Linked DNA regions of Homo sapiens: region 1 is linked to region 2. Evidence: chromatin loops called from intact Hi-C (ENCODE). Cell type or tissue: A673. All regions are shown on one strand. Links, peaks and the distances in the headings refer to the core of each region. The heading gives the core; the rest is flanking DNA. Region 1 overlaps POU4F1 (POU class 4 homeobox 1). Region 2 overlaps NDFIP2 (Nedd4 family interacting protein 2).

Region 1 (4,178 bases), core at 219-2,718, 930 kb after region 2:
CCACGCCCGCGGCCCCGGCCCGCGCGCCCGCCCCTCCCCGTCTCCGAAACGCTGCATGTCGGGGGCTGGTGTGTGCAGGTCCCGGTGCGGGGAACTGCGGGCAGGGGGTGTAGAGCAGTCCCGCAGCGAGGCACGTTTTGTCCGGCGGCCCTTAATGTCGTGTTCCTGTCTGCCTCTGCCTCCGCGTCAGGCGCCTGCGATCGGAGTAGGGAGCGCTGGGGCCAGGACTCTCGACTTCCCTCTACTTTCTCTGTTAATTTCACGCCTCAGAAAGGCAGTCTCTGTGCGTGCTCGGGTGTGTGACACGGGTCCCCAGCTGCGAGTTACATTTCCATTTCTTCTTTTCCCTCTTTTTCGTCTCCCACGCCCGTTTCCGGAATGTGTTCTTGTGTCCCCCTTTCTCCCTACTTCTGTCCCCCTCTCCACGCTCCCATCCCTTCTCGTCTGCCCCCTCCCTGGTCGTCAATGTGCCCCCTCTCCGTCTTTCCCGCTCTCCACTGCCCCCAAACCCGTTGTTATTTTGGTTGCTTTGTGTTTGCCCTTCGCATGCTGTGCTTTCCGGCCTGTGTGTGTGTTTCTTCTGTTGTTTTGTTTTGCTCTTTTGGTTTTGTGGTTTTTTTGGTTTGGTTTGTGTCGCCTGCAGCTGCAGAGCAACCTCTTCGCCAGCCTGGACGAGACGCTGCTGGCGCGGGCCGAGGCGCTGGCGGCCGTGGACATCGCCGTGTCCCAGGGCAAGAGCCATCCTTTCAAGCCGGACGCCACGTACCACACGATGAACAGCGTGCCGTGCACGTCCACTTCCACGGTGCCTCTGGCGCACCACCACCACCACCACCACCACCACCAGGCGCTCGAACCCGGCGATCTGCTGGACCACATCTCCTCGCCGTCGCTCGCGCTCATGGCCGGCGCGGGCGGCGCGGGCGCGGCGGCCGGCGGCGGCGGCGCCCACGACGGCCCGGGGGGCGGTGGCGGCCCGGGCGGCGGCGGCGGCCCGGGCGGCGGCCCCGGGGGAGGCGGCGGTGGCGGCCCGGGGGGCGGCGGCGGCGGCCCGGGCGGCGGGCTCCTGGGCGGCTCCGCGCACCCTCACCCGCATATGCACAGCCTGGGCCACCTGTCGCACCCCGCGGCGGCGGCCGCCATGAACATGCCGTCCGGGCTGCCGCACCCCGGGCTGGTGGCGGCGGCGGCGCACCACGGCGCGGCAGCGGCAGCGGCGGCGGCGGCGGCCGGGCAGGTGGCAGCGGCATCGGCGGCGGCGGCCGTGGTGGGCGCAGCGGGCCTGGCGTCCATCTGCGACTCGGACACGGACCCGCGCGAGCTCGAGGCGTTCGCGGAGCGCTTCAAGCAGCGGCGCATCAAGCTGGGCGTGACGCAGGCCGACGTGGGCTCGGCGCTGGCCAACCTCAAGATCCCGGGCGTGGGCTCACTCAGCCAGAGCACCATCTGCAGGTTCGAGTCGCTCACGCTCTCGCACAACAACATGATCGCGCTCAAGCCCATCCTGCAGGCGTGGCTCGAGGAGGCCGAGGGCGCCCAGCGCGAGAAAATGAACAAGCCTGAGCTCTTCAACGGCGGCGAGAAGAAGCGCAAGCGGACTTCCATCGCCGCGCCCGAGAAGCGCTCCCTCGAGGCCTACTTCGCCGTGCAGCCCCGGCCCTCGTCCGAGAAGATCGCCGCCATCGCCGAGAAACTGGACCTCAAAAAGAACGTGGTGCGGGTGTGGTTTTGCAACCAGAGACAGAAGCAGAAGCGGATGAAATTCTCTGCCACTTACTGAGGGGGCTGGGAGGTGTCGGGCGGGACAGAATGGGGAGCTGAGGAGGCATTTTTGGGGGGCTTTCCTCTGCTTGCCTCCCCTCGGATTTGGAGTGTCCGTTATCCTGCCTGCATTTGGGGAGTCCCTTCTCGCTCTCTTTCCTCCACCCATTCTCTGATTTTCCTGCCTTTGCTGTCCCCTAGCCTTGAGGACTGGGGTGCTGGGTGTGGGGATTGGAGTATAGGGTAGGGGAGAAGGGGGGGAGCATTCGGGGGAGTGGGGAGTGGGGGGAAGGAAAGCGGAGACCCGAGCAGGGGTTTTAAGGAGCAGGATGGTTCTGGGGTTTGGGTGGGGGGAGACGCGGGAAGGGTAGGAAAATGGACTGTTTCTGACCAGAGACACTTACCTAAATATCCTGGGGACCAAGGAACTATGTACAAAAACAAACCTACCAACCACCAAAAACTAGACAAATAAAGACAAACTAAAACAAAACAGAACAAAAGCAAAGGAAAATGCTTTAGAAATTTTAACTCCGGGGAGCCATAATCTGCAACTTCATTTTCCCCCATAGAAGAGAAAAAAGAGCACCACCATTATTACCACCTCCCCAACCCTACACGCACGAACTGAGTCGAAAAACGAAAACCAAACGAGCGAGAAGTTGAAGTTCTGGGTATCAAAGCTAGTTGTTCTGTCTGCGTGTTTAATTTTTCCCTCTCTCACCTCCACCCCATCCATATCCTCTTTATTTCCTCCGTTCCAATGAGAGGCCTATGGCTGCTCTCCAATCCCGGGAAGTGAGTGGGAGCACAGCTGAAAAGAGAGGGTCAGGGGGAGGCTGGCTGCTTGCTTAGGTGGAATCCAAGTTTTCCCGTGGCCCTGCCTATACTCTGGTGGCCTGGTCCTGTTGGGGTGGGGGTCTTTGGAGAGAAGGGCATAGTCTTTGAGCTACTAAAAAGCAGAATTCCGGAGCTTCGAGATATCTTATTCTAGGAAAATGAAACAATTTTAACAACAGTTTTTTTTCCTCTTATGTCGAAGATCTAGTTTTAGACAATTTCAAAATAAGCTTTTCCCACTCATAGAACTTTAACTTGCCCTTTCAGTTTTATCTTTTTTTTAGAGAGAGGTTTAAACTACTGATTTTTCCTGTTGATTCAAATAGACTAATGGGGTGAAAGTTATTAGGAGAGATACTCTCTCCTGTTTTCTCCACTGAACGAGACTCATCTTGCTCTTCTAGGTCCCGTTTCTTCCTCTCTTGGAGGACATGAAATTATAGAAATGTTGAGAAGTTCCTGCTTTCTTTTGCGGTAGGACTTGGCTGTGAGAAAATCACCTAAATCCCAGAAAAGAGGAAGACAGATTTAAAGTGCCCCCACCCCCATTTGTTTCAAAGAGGTCTGCATGTTGGGCGAAAACAGAACAACTGTGTTTCCTTTTACTTGTTCTTATTATTCAAGAGTCATTTATTACAGGGGATAAATGTTGGGTAGCAAGAACTTTAATTTGCACTACCAGTCTCCCAAATAGAAAATCATGTATAGTATTTCATAGTAATAATCAGGTACCTTACAAGCTGCTGGTGGATTTTAAAAAATTAAGATAGTTGAAGGTGGTTAGGTAAAATGCCTGCTTTGTGTACAAGATACTCTTTGGATCTCTCGTAGAGATGGTTTGTTACCATCCTTTAATCATAACTAAAACATTGAAAACAGAACAAATGAGAAAAGAAAAAAAACCTGCCGATTAACAAGACTGAAATCATGCATGATCTGAAAGGTGTGGAAAGAAACACAATTAGGTCTCACTCTGGTTAGGCATTATTTATTTAATTATGTTGTATATCATTGTTTGCAGGGCAAACATTCTATGCATTTGAAACTGAGCACTAAACTGGGCTAGCTTTCTGGTAGACCGTTTTGTGGCTAGTGCGATTTCACAGTCTACTGCCTGTTTCCACTGAAAACATTTTTGTCATATTCTTGTATTCAAAGAAAAAGGAAAAAAGATTATTGTAAATATTTTATTTAATGCACACATTCACACAGTGGTAACAGACTGCCAGTGTTCATCCTGAAATGTCTCACGGATTGATCTACCTGTCCATGTATGTCTGCTGAGCTTTCTCCTTGGTTATGTTTTTTCTCTTTTACCTTTCTCCTCCCTTACTTCTATCAGAACCAATTCTATGCGCCAAAATACAACAGGGGGATGTGTCCCAGTACACTTACAAATAAAACATAACTGAAAGAAGAGCAGTTTTATGATTTGGGTGCGTTTTTGTGTTTATACTGGGCCAGGTCCTGGTAGAACCTTTCAACAAACAACCAAACAAAAAGAAAACACAAAGAAATGGGGGGAGGGTAGGGTGTTGAAGGGGGACAAAAAGGGGAGAGATTGAGAATGATGTATT
Region 2 (6,468 bases), core at 1,950-4,449:
GGAACCAGCATATTTACCCAATGCCTATAGTGCCATTTTATCTTAGAAGTAATTAGCTTGTTTTTGATTTTACAGGCCCGTGGGTGGAAGGGACTTGCCTTGTCTCAGATGAGGCTTTGGATTGTTGACTCTTTGAGTTAATGCTGGAATAAGATTCTGGGGGACTCTTGGGAAGGCATGGTTGTATTTTGAAATGTGAGAAGGACATGAGATCTGGGAGAGGCCAGGGACAGAATTATATGGTTCGATCTGTGTCCCCATCCAAATCTCATATTCAACTGTAATCCTCAACTGTTGGAGATTGGGCCTGGTAGGAGGTGATCGGATCATGGGGGTGGTTTCTAATGGTTTCACATCATTTTCCTGGGCGCTGTTCTCATGAGAGTGAGTGAGTGCATTATTGTTTTTTCTGAGATCTGGTTGTTTAAAAGTGTGTGGCATCACCCCTTCACTCTCTCTCTTCCTCCTGCTCCAGCCATGTAAAATGGGCCTGCTTCCCCCTCACCTTCCGCCACAATCGTAAGTTTCCTGGGGCCTCCCCAGAAGCTGCTATGCTTCCTATACAGTCTGCAGAACTGTAAGTCAATTAAACCTCTTTTCTTTATAAATTCCCCAGTCTTGGGTATTTCTTTATAGCAGTGTGAAAATGGACTAATACGGTACACATCATCTCAGTTGAGTGTGAATAACTCAATTTTGTGAGGCCAAGTCTGAGAAGCTAGGGCTCTGCTCAATATCACATAATTAGGAGGGTCAAAGTGGAACTTGAATCCAGGACACTGATGTTGTTTCCACACAATCATGGTAGTCTCACTAAGCATACTGCTATCCTGAAATAAAAAAACTTTCAAAACCATTTTATATTGCTTATTATTCGGGCACAAAGATCCCTTAAATTGTGCAATCATATATCATAGGTAAACTCAATATACTAAATTTAATGACTGGCCATGACTAAGTGCATATTTATAAAATTTTAAATAATTTCAAATTAATTCAAGAAATAAACATTAAAGCACAGTAAGAACAAAAAATTGTCAGTGTGATGGCAAAAATATATTTCATACTGTGTATTTTAAAACATCAGTCCAGGCCAGGTACAGTGGCTCATGCCTGTAATCCCAGCACTTTGGGAGGCCGAGGTGGGTGGATCACTTGAAGTCAGGAGTTCAAGACTAGCCTGACCAACATGGCGAAACCCATCTCTACTAAAAATACAAAAACAAATTAACCAGATGTGGTGGCGTGCTCCTGTAGTCCCAGCTACTCAAGAGGCTAAGGCAGGAGAATCATTTGAACTGGGGAGGCGGAGGTTGCACTGAACTGAGATTGCACTACTGCATTCCAGCCTAGGAGACAGAGTGAGACTGCGCCTCAAAAACAAAACAACCACCACCAAAAAATCAATACAGAAATTTTATCAAAAGTCATCATTTAGGAAAAAAAAAAAAATTAAGACAAGATCTCACTCTCACCCAGGCTGGAGTGCAGTGGCACAATCATGGCTCACTGCAGTCTTCATCCGGGATCACTACAGCCTCAATCTCCTGGGCTCAAGTGATCTTCCCACTTCAGCCTTCCAAGTTGCTGGAACTACAGGTGCATGCCACCACACCTAGCTGATTTTTTTTTTTCTTTTTAGTGGAAATAAGGTCTCGCTGTGTTGCCCAGGCTGGTCTCAAACTCCTGAGCTCAAGCAACCTGCTTGCCTCAGCCTCCCAAAGTGCTGAGATTACAGGAGTGAGTCACTGCAATATGCCCAAAGATGTCTTTTATAATATTAATAGAAAAAATCGAAACACAAACATTTGAAAATAATTGTTCACTCTAGAGGAATGGCCACTAAGTTTCAATAGCATATTGATTACAGGGAATTTAACTATTAAGTAACAGGGAAATATTTATATAAGATGTTTAAAAAATAAAATGGTATCTAGGCAATAATTTCAACTACATTAAACATTAATTTGTGAATCCTGAAATTGGTAAAGACATCAAAATATTTTAAAATAGAGAGCTGTAACAGAACACCTGTGGTGTTTTCCTCTTTCTATTTTCCCACATTGGCTAACACAAAGAAAGCATTCATTAACTTAATCAACTGTCATTGACTAAACAACAAAAATGTGCCTGATAAATAACTAGGTACTGGGAATGTAAATGCAAGATCTCTGTCCTGGTGTTGCTCATGATTTATCTAGTCAAAAGACAAGTTACTGCAACAATTTAAAACAAGTTACAAAAAAAGAGCCCTACCCATTATAAGATGAAATGAGTCTACCTGAAGAACAAGCCATGTTCTAAACATCTTATAAAATTAATAGTTTGGAATTAGCATTTTTCATAGAAATATTAACAATGAGTTGTCATTTTCAGAAATCTACTTAACCATTCCATAACATACGTGCAATTCTACACATCAGAAATAGGAAATAGTAAAAACAGTAGTTTTAAAGTCTCTTGACTATCTATATTCTCCCAGTGAGAGTTGATTTAGGAAACAAGCTTTCAACTCACCCAGCTGAGACTCATTTACAACTGAATGTACTCAAATGCTAATTTGATGAGACTTTTTTTCAATTTTTAAATTTTGTTTGTAATTGACAAAAACTGTATATATTTATGATGTATTACATGATGTTTTAAAATGTGTATACATTGTGGAGTGGCTAAATTGAGCTAATTACCATGTACAGTACCTCAAATATTTTTTTTGTGCAAGAACGCTTAAAATCTACTCTCCTAGCAATTTTCAAGCATTGACCAATTTTTCATCTCAATCAGGTAATGGAGACTCATATGCAAACATTCATACTCTGCACAAAGAGGGTGCTGAAGCACCGGGTTAGGAAGCACTGGTAAATTTATAAGATTTTTTACAAGACCTAAGTTAGTCTCTTGTACACAATTCTATTAATACTTTGCTGTCTATGAAATTTTCCACAATGCTCACAAGCTGGGGTTACAATGATATCAGAAGCAGGTAAAAACAGGGAGCTTTTCTTTATGGACATGTTCCAATTCTGGCTGAGGATTACATTTACTTTCTAAAACAGGGTGCTGGAAATGATGACAATGAGGGAATGGAACAGTAATACTTCAGACTTTTCTCTTCAAAAGGGGTAAAATCAACTTTTCTCAAAGCACACTTACCAAGACTTAATGCTTCCTACCTTGTCTTTAGAATTCTATCCTATTGTATGGAAGTTAGGGCAGTAAATGATCTACGGTCCATAATACTTCTTAAGGTCTCTGGGCAAACACCCCCTGAGAAAAGGAGTTATTGGGACTTTCATAGCTAGAGAGGAATCAATCTACTTCACTGAGAGATGTGCATGTTCATTTACAAATATATGTGTTCTAAGTAACCGAGAACTTATTTAGACAAAAATACCCTATTTAGATCTATCCTCCTCCTCTGTGATGTTCCCCTCAAAGCAACAAAAATTCTTATTGACTCAGCTATATTATGCCACTGTGTTAAGAGACTTACTTTCCTCCTCTGTGAAGGAAAAGGCATAAAAAATAAATTCGGAGTTTACTGTCTTTATCTACCTTCATAACTGTGTCCAAAGCTATTTATGTTGACGTTTAACCCTGTGTGTGCTGGAAGAGGGTAGTAGGAGCAGGCATAAATAGGGTTATTGCTGATCAAAGAAACACATTCAGGGCACATGCTCTTCTCTCAGAGGATCTGCTTGCTGGGCTCTGACCTCATAGCAGCTAGAGGAGAATGCCATACATGGAAGCACATCTCTCTCCCTTGACTCCTCACCTAATTCTAGCTTTCCTGGGTGAATTGATTTTTTTGTCTTTTTCCCGAACAAAATGGGGTGAATCCAGGGATCTGAAACGGCATCTCTCAAGTCTGAAGCAAGAAAAAAAAGGCAAAAAATTCTAGCCCTCCTTGCAGCCACACTAAAATGTAAATAATTTCTGCCTCTTACCTGGCTGCAGAATAGTAGATGTGTATGTATCTCACTGACTCTCCATTACTGAGACAGCCACTCCATTTACCAGAGCAAAGAGTAATACACATGTATCTCATTAACTCCATTACTAAAACATGTAGATGAGGAAGACAGAATGCTTGATCATCATTCCAAAATTCTAGAGTAGAATGTTATCAAAAAAAAAAAAAAAAAAAAAAACAGCTGACAAAAATAATTTGAAGGCCTTGTAACATTTCTCTGTGTTTTTTGGCTACCTTGAGTTCTTTCACAGTCACTAAACTGGCTATGCTAATATAGAAACATAAATAGAAAAAAAGATGATTCACAATTAAAATGATAGGCCATGGAATTCAAACTATGTAAGAAGATAAATAAGTACATGGACAGCAAAGAGGTCAGTGGACTTGAGGTCCAGGCAAAGAGAAGAACTTTCCAAGTGGTGGTAACCAGAGTGAGTGAGTTAGGATGCGAAGTGAAGGCTAACACATGAGGGGCCTGAAATCAAAATTTAGGAAGGGATAAGCGGGGAAGAGCAATAGAAAAGAGGAAGTCAAGGGATAAAGAAGGTGAATTTAACTAGGAGAATGCCAATTTCAACAAAAAGTGACCACACACATAAGCAACAGTAGAACAAATACAGTAACCCTTCAACAATACACGGGTTAGGGACACCGACCCACCTGCATGCGGTAGAAAATTTGAGTATAACTCTGACTTCCCCAAAACTTAACGACTCACAGCCTATTGTTAACTAGAAGCCTTACTGATAACATAAACAGTCGATAATACATAAACTACTATTTACATGTATTTTATACATTCATTACAGGCCTTTTCTTAATTTTTTTGATATTTCTAGGCTATGCAATTTGTCCCAAGTTTTTTCAAATTGCTGCAGATCTCCAAAATATTTTTCCAATATATTTATTTAAAACAATCTGCATACAAGTAGACCTGTGCAGTTTAAACCCATAATGCTCAAAAAAAATCTACATACACACTTACACACAAAGAACTGTTTTTAGTATTACTAAATGTATATATCAATTAACGAAAATAATTTTATCAAAAGAAATGATGAAATTTTCTTACTCTTTGAGATGTTTCTGCTGCTGCAGCTGCCATTGCAGCAGCTTTAGCCTTCTCAGCTTCATCGTATGTAGGAAGAGAGGTAGCAACGCTATAGGGAGGTGGCACGGGATAAAACTCACCGTAAACTTCTGTATCTGAAGAAAGAATTCAAAAAGAATAACCAATAAAATCTATTTAATTTTGTAGCCATAGCCATGACTTAATAATTTACAACTGGCCACCAATACAGGACTACTATTGCTATTATAGGCCTATGTTATAAGCTATAAAATATATAAATTACTATTACAATCATATATCTTACTTTAGTCCAAATTTATTATAAAGAGAAAGAATGGATAAATACCGTTTAAAGGCTAATACACTAAACAAGAACCTCTAGAATGAAATTCTGAAAAAGAGTGCCAGACAAGAGAAGTAAGAATCTCATAATATATGAGTATTCTCTATGTGCTTATTAGTATGCACAAAGAACTTAGTTTACTTGCCCACTATCTCACAGCCAAAAAAGCAAAAAGAAAAAGTAATAATAACAAACATTTACATAATACTAACCATTTCATATACCACTTCTGTATACATTGATCTTAGCATCTCTGAGGTTCAGGAAAGTTAAGTTACTTGCACAATATTAAACATTTAAGTGGCAGACACAGGAAGCTCCTGACCCCAAATACTTTGCTCCGATAACATACAAGGGGTAATTTTTTTACACATCTTGATTTCAGCAACGGCTCTAATCTCTTAAGCAAATTCAGTATTTCCCTTTGCTAAAAGATTGAAGTTTTACTTTTCCACTCTTGTCCCTTTCTCTTCCCATTTTTCCTTTATCCAGCTAGTTCTTTAGATTTCCTTTTATAAGTATTTCTCACCCCAATTTTTGAAATATAATCTCCAGAAATACATTACAATAGAAAATACAGACTGCTTATTTTAAAAATAAAACCCATCACTTATTACAACATAAGTAATAAAGTAAAGTGCTATACAGGTCAATCAACTCATTAGACTTATGCTAGAGTCACTGACACACACACAAAAAAGGGAGGTTCTAAAAGTAGCATACACCACACTGTTTGACATCACTTTTGTATTTTCCTCCATTATAACAACAGTAGTTTTATATAAGCATACCTGGTTTTATACACTTTGCTTTTGTGCATTTTGCAAATACTGTGTTTCTTACAAACTGAAGGTTTGCGGCGGCAATTCCACATTGAACAAGTGTATCAGCACCATTTTTCCAAGAGCATGTGCTCACTCTGTGTCTCTGTCCCAGTACTTCTAGCAATATTTCAAATGTTTCCAGTGCCACTATTGTATCTTTTATGGTGATCTGTGATTAGCGATCTTTGATGTCACTATTGTAATTGTTTTGGGGCACCACAAACTGTGCCCATAGAACACAGGAAACCTAATTGAT

Evidence for each region. A loop is a pair of places that touch in the nucleus more often than their neighbours do. Peaks named below come from ENCODE experiments on the same cell type or tissue, not always from the same donor. Only the 100,000 strongest peaks of a DNase experiment are listed, where the experiment ranks them.
Region 1: a loop joins it to region 2, with 4 times the contacts of the local background. A loop is called at or near these places in 1 of 110 quality-filtered maps.

The regions. Positions count from the first base shown.
Region 1 is chr13:78,599,017-78,603,194 of GRCh38, reverse strand. It overlaps POU4F1 (POU class 4 homeobox 1), which reads left to right. Exons shown (of 2, transcript NM_006237.4): 2 at 644-4,178. The coding sequence ends at 1,780. The region is part of intron 3 of OBI1-AS1 (OBI1 antisense RNA 1); the gene reads right to left. LOC780529 (a long non-coding RNA gene) reads right to left here. Exons shown (of 1, transcript NR_158457.1): 1 at 3,576-4,178. Among named protein-coding and RNA genes, the nearest start is that of POU4F1, 2.4 kb to the left of the region's middle. In A673, for the core only: a CTCF peak has its summit at 1,459 (motif pointing left); a DNase peak (open chromatin) is centred at 254; H3K4me3 peaks cover 599 bases; H3K27ac peaks cover 558 bases; H3K27me3 peaks cover 1,993 bases.
Region 2 is chr13:79,532,034-79,538,501 of GRCh38, reverse strand. It overlaps NDFIP2 (Nedd4 family interacting protein 2), which reads right to left. Exons shown (of 8, transcript NM_019080.3): 3 at 5,046-5,179. Among named protein-coding and RNA genes, the nearest start is that of LINC01068, 31 kb to the left of the region's middle. In A673, for the core only: no CTCF peak of the experiment used is centred there; no DNase peak of the experiment used is centred there.